2 separate regions of the Homo sapiens genome follow, and region 2 is linked to region 1. The links are chromatin loops, found by intact Hi-C in ENCODE. Cell type or tissue: dorsolateral prefrontal cortex. All regions are shown on one strand.

The links. A loop is a pair of places that touch in the nucleus more often than their neighbours do. Peaks named below come from ENCODE experiments on the same cell type or tissue, not always from the same donor. Only the 100,000 strongest peaks of a DNase experiment are listed, where the experiment ranks them.
Region 2: a loop joins it to region 1, with 1.9 times the contacts of the local background. A loop is called at or near these places in 1 of 110 quality-filtered maps.

Annotation. Positions count from the first base shown.
Region 1 is chr11:71,430,243-71,435,242 of GRCh38, forward strand. DHCR7 (7-dehydrocholesterol reductase) reads right to left here. Exons shown (of 9, transcript NM_001360.3): 9 at 4,169-5,000. Among named protein-coding and RNA genes, the nearest start is that of DHCR7, 16 kb to the right of the region's middle. In dorsolateral prefrontal cortex, no CTCF peak of the experiment used is centred here; DNase peaks (open chromatin) are centred at 2,969 and 3,787; H3K27ac peaks cover 4,026 bases.
Region 2 is chr11:71,137,200-71,142,199 of GRCh38, forward strand. All of the region lies in intron 3 of SHANK2 (SH3 and multiple ankyrin repeat domains 2), which reads right to left. Among named protein-coding and RNA genes, the nearest start is that of SHANK2, 110 kb to the right of the region's middle. RefSeq lists enhancers at 2,185-3,064, 3,065-3,943. In dorsolateral prefrontal cortex, no CTCF peak of the experiment used is centred here; DNase peaks (open chromatin) are centred at 2,012, 2,862 and 3,606; H3K27ac peaks cover 3,372 bases.

The sequences.
Region 1 (5,000 bases):
TTTCTTGGTCCTTTCACGGGACTCACAGCAGGGGCGCCCCGTCTACTCAGCTCACTGTGCTCAACCCCTTGTGGGAGGGAGCATGTGAGCATGTGAGTGTGGGATCCGGCCGGCCATTCCAAGTGCAGACACAGGAGCAAGCTCCATGCAGGACCCGTGGCCAGACTAGGCGTGTTGCAGCACCCAGGTGAGGGTGCCTGTGACCCCAAAGCCCCAGAGGCAGTGTTACAGTGCTCCTTTAGTTCTGCCATTTGTGGGTGGTGGTGTGTTAGCAGCTCAGTTGTCCCCCTGCCTTGTCATGTGGGGTGGCTGCCCTCCACTGGCAAGGGCAAAGGGCTAGTGTGACAGCCTTTCTGGGTACTCACACTAGCTGGGTCCCACTCTTGCCCAGCATCCAAAAAGAATGAAGTCATATGGACACTTGAAGGATGGTGAAGGCCGAGAATTTTACTGAGCAACCAAAACAGCTCTAAGTGGAGAGGGGAGCTAGAGAGGGGCCAGGAAGGGCAGGTCATCTTCCCCAAAGTCAGGCCGTCTCCCCTCTACTGAATGAGTCTGGAGTCTTTATAGGTACAGGATGGGGAGTGCATGCTGATTGGCTTGTGAGTATGCAGTAAAAGGTTAAAACTAGGCTGGGCACGGTGGCTCACGCCTGTAATCCCAGCACTTTGGGAGGCCAAGGCGGGCAGATCACCTGAGGTTAGGAGTTCGAGACCAGCCTGACCAACATGGAGAAACCCAGTCTCTACTAAAAATACAAAAATTAGCCGGGTATGGTGGTGCATGCCTGTAATCCCAGCTACTCGGGAGGCTGAGGCAGGAGAATGGCTTGAACCCGGGAGGCGGAGGTTGCAGTGAGCAGAGATTGCGCCACTGCACTCCAGCCTGGGTGACAGAGCAAGACTCTGTCTCCAAAACAAACAAACAAAAGGTTAAAGCAAAGATGCCACTCAAAGGTGGACACAACAGTGTAGGAAACCAATTAGGAAAGGTTGGGTATATGTAAAATAGGTGAAGGGTGGGGATCCATCAGAGGGAAGTGCACCAAACAGCAAGACAAGTTGTCAGTCCAGTCCAAGGATAGCTTGGCTTTCAGGCTTTAAACTGTCTTTGGCTTGGAGGTGGGGCTTCACCGGGGATCCACCTCTGTCTGCTGGGCATTTGGCTGCCTCCTGTCGCTATCACTGACGCCCACCTCTGACAGTACTCCAGACAAGAAGGGCTGACTCCTGCTCCTGAAACAGCCCTCCCTGCAGGCAACGTGGTGAAACCAAGCCCAGTCGGCCCTCGGTGGCACCAGTGCCTGCGTGGAAACCCCCCTCCTGGCCAGAAGTCCTCCTCCTCCTCCTTGGCCTGCTTAGGGCAGGAAGGTCTAGTTTATTAAAAACAAATGCATTGTATCTGTCCAGGTGCAAGCAGCCTTCCTCACCACTACTATAATCCTGCAGAAGTGTTGCTGAAAAATAACATTTATCAAAAATACAGAAAAAAACCACTATCTATTACCTCCGCTATGCAGCTATGAATAGCATTAATGTTTATGTTTTGGTATATATCCTTTTATGTATATATTTCATATGAAAACTTTATTTTTTTTGAGACAGGGTCTTGCTCTGTTGGCCCAGGCTGGAGTGCAATGGCACAATCACGGTCCACTACAGCCTCAACCTCCCCAGGCTCAGGTGATCCTCCTGCCTCAGCCTCCTGAATAGCTGGGACTACAAGCATGTGCCACCATGCCCAACTAATTTTTTAATTGTTTTTACAGAGATGGGGTTTCGCCATGTTGCCCTGGATGGTTTCAAACTCCTGAACTCAAGTGATCTGCCCACATTGGCCTCCCAAAGTGCTGGGATTACAGGCGTGAGCCACTGCGCCCAGCAGAAAACTTTATTATCTACCATACTTGCACCAACATTGTTATTGAAACATATTCCTCCTCCCTTGATTTCTTCAGGGTAAATTTCTTGACGTGAATGAACAGAACTCCTACGTACTGTTTAGGAGAACACTGGCTTCTTGTTGACCTTGGTGATGCTGGGAGTTACTGCTGCAATAAAGTTTGCCAATGTGATCAAGTTTGCCAAAGGATCACGTGATGTTAACTTTCCTCCCTCTAATTACTAGGGAAATTGAACAGCTTTTCAGATCTTCATTGGTCATTTATATTTTTTAATGGTATTTTCAATTGACAATAATTGTTTATATTTATGGGGTACAATGTGATGTTTTGATACATGTGTAAATTGCAGAATGAGTAAATCAAGCTAATTAACATATCCATAACTTCATCTGTGTATTTTTGTGGGCATAGTGAGAACACTGAAAATTTACTCTTAGCAATTTTGAAATATATAATACATTCCGAACTATGGTCACCCACCATGCTGTGCCACAGATCTCAGAAACTTATTCTCCTGTCTAACCCAAACATTGTACTCTGTGACCTACATTGCCCCTTTGCCTCTCCTCCTTAGGTTTAAATTTGGCCTCTACCAGTTGCTAGTTCTGTCATTTGGGGTGAGTTGCTTTAAACCCCAGGCCTCAGTTTCCCAAGAAATCAGCTGTGCCATCAAAGACAGTGCCTGCAATCTGCGCAGCTCCTCCCAGGACAGAGATATGTGCTGAGCAATTGATTGTTAAATGTGGACCAGAAAGCAGATCTGCTGGAGCCAACAGCAAGCAGGGTGGTTTCTGAGAAAGGCCTCACCTCGCTTTCGAAGGTTGAGGTTGGAGAGGGTGGGGTGTATCAGGATTGAATCTACTCATGGGAAAATAGCCTCTCTGAATGTGCCCACTGGATTCCTGCCCTGACCCTGTCCTGGGGTACTGGATGCCTGCCCCTTATCAGAGGGCAGTGCCATGCCCTGTAAAGCACAGTTCAGATGGCCCTGGCAATTGGTCCGAGCCGTCCTTCATTCTGGAAGGGGGCAAAGGCCAGGCCAGCTTCCCAGGGATCAGGCACTGTGGCTTCACTGGGAACAGAATGCTCTCTGTACATGGAGAATGGTAGAGGCTGGCACTGTCTAATCTGAGCTCCTGGATCACCCTGTTCTCGCCCAGAGAGAAGCTGGCTCCATCTGGGGATGAGTGAGGGCAGACGTGTCTGGTGGGACAGAGCCTGGGCCACAGCCTTGCACCTGCAGAACCCATTGTACAAACACACAGTGCATGGAAGAGGAACCTGCAGCCCAGCACAAAGCTGCTCAAACAGAAACCAAACCAAAAGCTAACCTCAGCCAATTCAGAGGCAGGTCCACATCTGAACCAAGAGCTCTCCCAGCAAATTGGCCTGGAAAGCCCTTCTCACATCAAGGCAGGAAGATAATAATGACCCTCATCTTTCAAAAGAGGAAGCTGAGACACTGAGAGGGTAGGTCCCCTGAAGGTCATACAGCTCTTAAATGCTGGGGCCAGGATTCCAACGCAGGCAGGGAGGCCCGGATCTGAGCTCACAGTGACCACACCCCAGCCTCTGTGAACTGAATTTACGCAATGTCTGGGAAGAAAAGGCAGGGTCCACTCCGCTCAGAGCCATGCAGGGCAGTGTGCTCCCGTCTCCCCGGCATTTGAATCACTCTTGTGGTGTGTGTCCAGCACAGATGCACGGGACCCCTCAGGCCCATATCCTCAAACAGGTAGTGGTGGGGCACCAGTGCACGAACACTAGGGCTCAGCAGTCAGCCTGGGCGGGTCACAGTTCCGATACCCTCCAGGCTGTCTGGGAGGCGGCCTGGCTGTGGGACCAGTTCTCATGTGAAGCAATGAAGCCACTCTGAGCTTGGCCCCCTGCCCTGGCATGGGCACTGGGCTGCCTGTGTGAAACTCTTGTTTCTCCAGGTGCAAGACAAACCTGGCACTCTTTCTGGCTTCTCCATTCACTTGCCGGGGGCAGGTGGCCAAGCCTGGTTTCATCTCCTTGGGGGGGAATGGAATACTCTCCACATTCAACCCAAAAACAGCCCCAGCAAAGGGCTGACATGGGAGGGAGAGGGGCAGGGTGGCGCCACGCACCCACGGGCACCCAATGCTTTGACGCCGAGACCCAAGCATCTCTCTCAGACATCCCTTCTCATACCAGAAACAGAGCCCACGTATACCAGTCAGACCTGCAGTCAGGCCCATTCACGAGTCAGGCCCATTCACCAGTCAGAAACCACACAGCCACTTATTTGAACAGGGGAAGTTTAATATAAAGATGAACTCTACTCGGAGCATAGAGTTTAAAAAGAGTTCTACACAACACCCTAGGGATGAGGAAGAATGCCTCAGGGAAGAAAGCACAGAAAAGGAGGTGCCCTCCCGAGGCTGGGACTGAGACCTCCTCGCTGGAGAAGGTGTGGGAGGCCCCTGAGGGTGAAGTTCCCCGGGTTGCTCGAGCCAGAGTCTGCACAGTCATAGGGCAAGCAGAAAATTCTTTCGAGAGGGTGGGCGCTCACAGGGAATCGGGAAGCAGAGCCCACCTGCCTACACCTGAAAGGCCACAGCCGGTGCTGGGACCTCTCTGAGGTCTGCAGACTCCAGGCAGAGCACTCCTGGCAGCTGTGCAGCAGGAGCAGGAAGGAAACGACATGAAAGCCCCTTTCTCCCCAGTGTCCCAGTTCAACACCGTGCACGCTACCAAGGAGAAACGGCGCACGGGCCCCACCCACGACTGCAGAGCAGGCAGGGGAGGGGGATCTAGAGCTGAAAGGCAATACATGGATAACGCGCACGCCCCACTCCCACTTTTATTTAGCAAGAGTAAATGCAGCCTAATGACAGGGCGTGGGAAGACCTCCTGCTCACCAGTGTGGGCAGAGTGTAGCGTGGCCTGGGCTCCTAATACAGGTAAATTGTCTCCAAAGGACTAGTAAAGGTGACTGGGTCATCCTCCTGCCCCAGGGACACTGATTAGAGAAAATCCGTCTGTGCTGGCAATACGGCAGTGCTGGACACTCGGAATTCCCTTGAAGGCAAAAGCAAGGAACAGAGCGTGATTAGGTACTGGACACCTGCCA
Region 2 (5,000 bases), 290 kb before region 1:
TATAAATTATAACTCAAGAAAACTTTTTGAAAAAAAGAAAGTTTTAGTCTTTTCTTTTTTTTTAAATCCTTTTTTAAAATAAGTATTAAAATCCTTACTTAAAAAAAAAAAAAAAAAAAAGGTAACTGCTATCTAAGAGAGCAAATAACAGTGGGGCCAGACCTGGAGGTTCCTAGAGAAAGTTACGGTCATAGCATTGGTTTTGCACAACTTGAGTTGAGGGGCATCTGGGCTTTCAACAGAGAAGGTATGGAGGGGGAAATAAGGCCCAGCCCCCCCAAAGGAGGCTGCAGCAGGAGATGTGACCGTGGATGCTGTGTGAATGGAAATTCTATCGCCGCCAGGGTGCTGGGTGCAGGGAGCCGCTAACAGAAGTTCTATCGGTGCCAGGGTGCTGGCTGCAGGGAGCTGGGCCTGGCCGAGAAGCCCTCCCGCCACCCACTCCCTGGAAGGCCCAGGTGTTGAACAGAATGCAGCAGAAGGCAAATCTGACCAGAACTGGCTTTCTACCTGGAAAAATCCACCCGAGGGAAACAAGGACAAACCTTCTTGAAGTGGAATTAAGAGGCTGCCATTCAGGATCACGACCACCCAAGCTGCCAATCTCTCAGGCACATGGACTCCATCAACTCCTAGAAGACACCCAGCTCTCACCTTGCAGGGTCCAGGAGCAAGGAATCAGACACACACACAGCAAAGCATCGAAACGCAGCTTCTAACGGTAACGAACCACCCCTGCACCAGCCGCCCAGAGCCCTCTCTCACAATGGGCGGGCGCACACACACAGCAAAGCACCCGAATGCAGCTTCTAATGGTAACGAACCACACTCCTGCACCAGCCGCCCAGAGCCCTCTCTCACAATGGGTGGGCGCACACATACAGCAAAGCACCCGAACACAGCTTCTAACAGTAACGAACCACACCCCTGCACCAGCCGCCCAGAGCCCTCTCTCACAATGGGCGGGCGCACTCACACAGCAAAGCACCTGAACACAGCTTCTAACGGTAACTAACCACCCCTGCACCGGCCGTCCAGAGCCCCCTCTCACAATGGCCGGGCGCCTCATGGTCTCTGAGGATGAGGAGCCAGCCCCAGGTACAGGAGGGGAAGATAGGCTCAGACGTTGCCAGCACAGGTAGAGTCCTCCCAATATTCAAAAGTAGAGGAATCCTCAAATACAAAATGCAAATGCGGTAATTATGTGCCTGTGACCAAAAAGAGGGGATTAAATCCTGAAGGTGGAGGAGGTGAAACCTCCTTACTTTTGGGGTTCTATTTTAATCCACAATAATAAGCAGACGGGCCAAGGCCACTTTGGAATCAAGCATATCCGGCCGGGCGCGGTGGTTCACGCCTGTAATCCCAGCACTTTGGGAGGCTGAGGTGGGAGGATCACTTGAGCCCAGGAGTTCGAAACCTCTCTGGACAATATAGTGAGACTCTGTCTCTACTAAAAAGAAAAAAAAATCCCAGTGTGGTGGCGTGCACTTGGGAAGCTGAAGCAGGAAGATCCCTTGAGCCAAGGGTGCAGTGAGTTGTGATTGCACCACTGAACTCCAGCCTGAGTGACAGAGCAAGACCCTATCTCAAAAAAAAAAAAAAAAAGAAAAGAAAAAGAAAAAGAAAAAGAAAAATCTGAGAGTCCATTTGGAAGCAGCAGACAGACGAGAGGACATCCCCGTCAGCAGATGCATGCCACAGGGTGAGGCAGCACAGCGGGAATGAGAGGGCAGGGCCCTCCCAGCATGGCAAAGGTAGTGGGGATTTTGAGTGACTGTACAGGCGGGGAGAGAGGGAGGACAGCTGAGTGACAATGCATGGTCTTTGAGGGGGTCAGGTTGGCAGTGCAAATGCTTTTTCCTAAATGAAGTACCCCACTGGAAGATGCACGTGCTTTATAAATGGAAGCACTGACTCAAGCACAGAATGGGACACTCATTTTCCCTGAGCGTCTGCTGGGAGGTGGGCCAGGTCGCAAGGATCAGCCCTCAGAGTGACAGCTTCAGCTGAGCTACTCGGTGCCAGGCCTCAGGGAGAGGCGGATGCGGGGCCGACGTAGACACCCCAGCAGAGCCCGACAAAGGCCGCCACAGCCCCGTTCTATTTTCTTCTCTGCTCTCCTTGCAACATGGCATTCACTGTGGATTAAAGGGGTAGGGGGAGGGGGGAGGGATAGCATTAGAAGATATACCTTATGTTAAATGATGAGTTAATGGGTGCAGCACAGCAACATGGCACATGTATACATATGTAACTAACCTGCACATTGTGCACATGGACCCTAAAACTTAAAGTATAATAATAATAAAATAAAATAAATAAATAAATAAAAGAAAAACCACTTTGGGCCACGGGGCCAGTTTTCTTCCCTCTTCCTCATTCACACTCCCCCAGAAATAACAGAGCTCACCAGTTTGTATTGATTTTGGCACATGCCACTTGTTTTAAAGGCCATGCTGAATGTCCAGAGCCAGCACTCCACCACTGTGCATTTGAGAGGATGCAGAGAGGCTGCCCTCCCTGTGCCCAGAGCCCACCCCACCACTCCCTGCGTGGCCCGGGAAGCCCACCCACACACGACTATTCAAGTGAGGGCTCCGGTTGTGCCTGAAGGGTTGTGAGCACTGCTAGAGGCTCTCACTCAATGACTTAAAGCTTCAGTTCCACTGGAGGGTGAGGCTCAGAAACAGCACTCACTCGGCCAGCAGCAGTGGGCCCGGACAGCAGCGGAGGAGGGGTGGCATTGGGGGAGAAAAGGGGCCGCCCAGGTGCTTCTCCAGCACCAACTCCCAGTGGACGGGCACTGGGGCCTCGGTGCAGACTCACTCGGCAGCTCCTGGCTGGCTCCTCCGGGCAGGGTTCCAGGAACTGTCTCGTGTCCCTGGCTCCACAGAGGACTCAGCCCCACAAGGGATTTCTCACACGGGAACAATGTCTGCTTTGTTGCTGAGAGCTCACACCCGGGGGATTTCTGGTTTCAGCCTCCAGGGGCTTTGTTTGTCTTGAACAGAGTGAAGCAAAGTGGTCTTCAGAAGGTTCCAGAAACAACCAGGCTCCCACGAGTAGAGACTAAACCCTGAAGAGGCCCTGGCTTTCACGAGGAGGTGCTGTAGGTTAAATCTGGGCTGGAGCAGACCTGTGGCTCCATCCATCACTCCAACAGGTCTCCAGTGACTCTAGCAAAGTGGGCAGAACACCTGCTGGGGAAACAGCCCCTGCCCTGCAAGGGGAAGATTACCCTGCCAAGGAAAGCGTCAAACAGGCAGGGAGGCAGGGTCCGGCCGGGTGTAGAAGGCCCCTGATCTCCCAACACCCTTGCCCCAGTGCCGATGGAGGACCTCAGTGGCTGAGATGACCGGGGCCTCCCTTCTACGTGGCTGATGAGAGCCTCCGAGTGTGGGTAGCACCAGCAGGAGGGTGGACCCAGGAGAACAGAAACAGTAATGGGCCCCTTGTGGCTGCTCCCCGGGCTGAACGCCAACCCGCAATGGCTCACTTCACAAGTGGTGTTTGTTCCCGACAGGTGGAACCCCGAGGCTCAGATCTTCAGACCCTCGCCCAAAAGTGTAGAGTGAATGGCGAGGGAGACGTGCTTCTGACTCATGCCAGGACGACTGGGGCCGGGGCTGCTTCCCACGCAGCGCTGCCTGCTGGCTGCCTTCCTGCCGGGAATTCAACTTGCAGGTGCAAATCAGCCCAGTACCAAGCAGTTGGTGGCACACCCAACGCCAGCCTCCCAGGGCTTCCATCCAGCAGGTTTCAAGGCCCAAGGCTGGGTGTCCCCAGGACAGTGGCTCTGCCCCTCACTGGCTCTGAAGTCTGACCCTCCTGTTCCCATCTGTAAAGTGGGATTAAGCATAAACCCTCCCCATGAGTAGGAGGGAGCAGTGGGGCTCCCGGGGCTGGCTGGCGTCCTACGCCTTCCTCCACCTGCAGGTTACATGCTGCGTTCCGTTTGAGTGTACGGGACACATGCCCTGTGGACGGGTGTGTTATCCTTCAACAAAGATGCTCACAGTGCTGTCTACCTCAAGGCTGACAGCAGTTTGGGAGATCGAGGTGGGCAGATCACCTGAGGTCAGGCGTTCGAGACCAGCCTGGCCAACATGGTGAAACCCCCTCTCTACTAAAAATACAAAAAAAAAAAAATTATCTGGGTGTCATGGTGGGTAACTGTAATCCCAGCTACTCAGGAGGCTGAGGCAGGAGAATTTCTTGAATCTGGGAGGCAAGAGACAGAGGTTGCTGTGAGGTGAGATGGCGCCATTGCACTCCAGCCTGGGCAAGAGAGCGAGACTCTTTCTCAAACAAACAAACAACAACAAGAAGATGTGACTTTGCTCCTCCTCCAACTTCCACCATAATTGTGAGGCCTCCCCAGCCATGTGGAACTGTGAGTCTATTAAACCTGTTTTTTATTACAAATTACTCAGTCTCCGGTAGTTAGCAGCGTCGTTATTACCAGCATGAGAATGGGCTAATACAATGTCTCAGGAAAGACAGGGATTCCAGGCCCTGCACGTAGACTCCACTCTCCCAGCCCTGGGCCTGCTCCTCTCCAAAGGCAAACAGATGGCCAAATCTAACTTCATGATGGAGCCAAACGGAATTCACCCATGCACTATGCGAACCAACAGAAAGCCCAAACTACTGACAGCCAACCTAGACGAGACAGGCAGAAATGTCAGGGAAGCCACAGGGACCCCGCACAGACACAAAATGAACCACAGCAAGAAAGACGGCATGCAAACCTCCAACGGTCTCTGAGCTGCATGAAAACTCACCACAATTAAAAGAAGAAAAGCCCCCGAGAATGCTTGATGCCAGGGAGGACAAAAATAAGACAGAAAACCTACCAAACAAACAACTCAAGAGAGTATTTTCAAAAAGAAAGAGTGCAGGGCTATGGAAACAAAAACTCAAAGGAGCATGACTACAGTAAATTAGAAATCACAAAAATTAGAACGGGTCTAACTGAGAACACAACAATTAAAAGC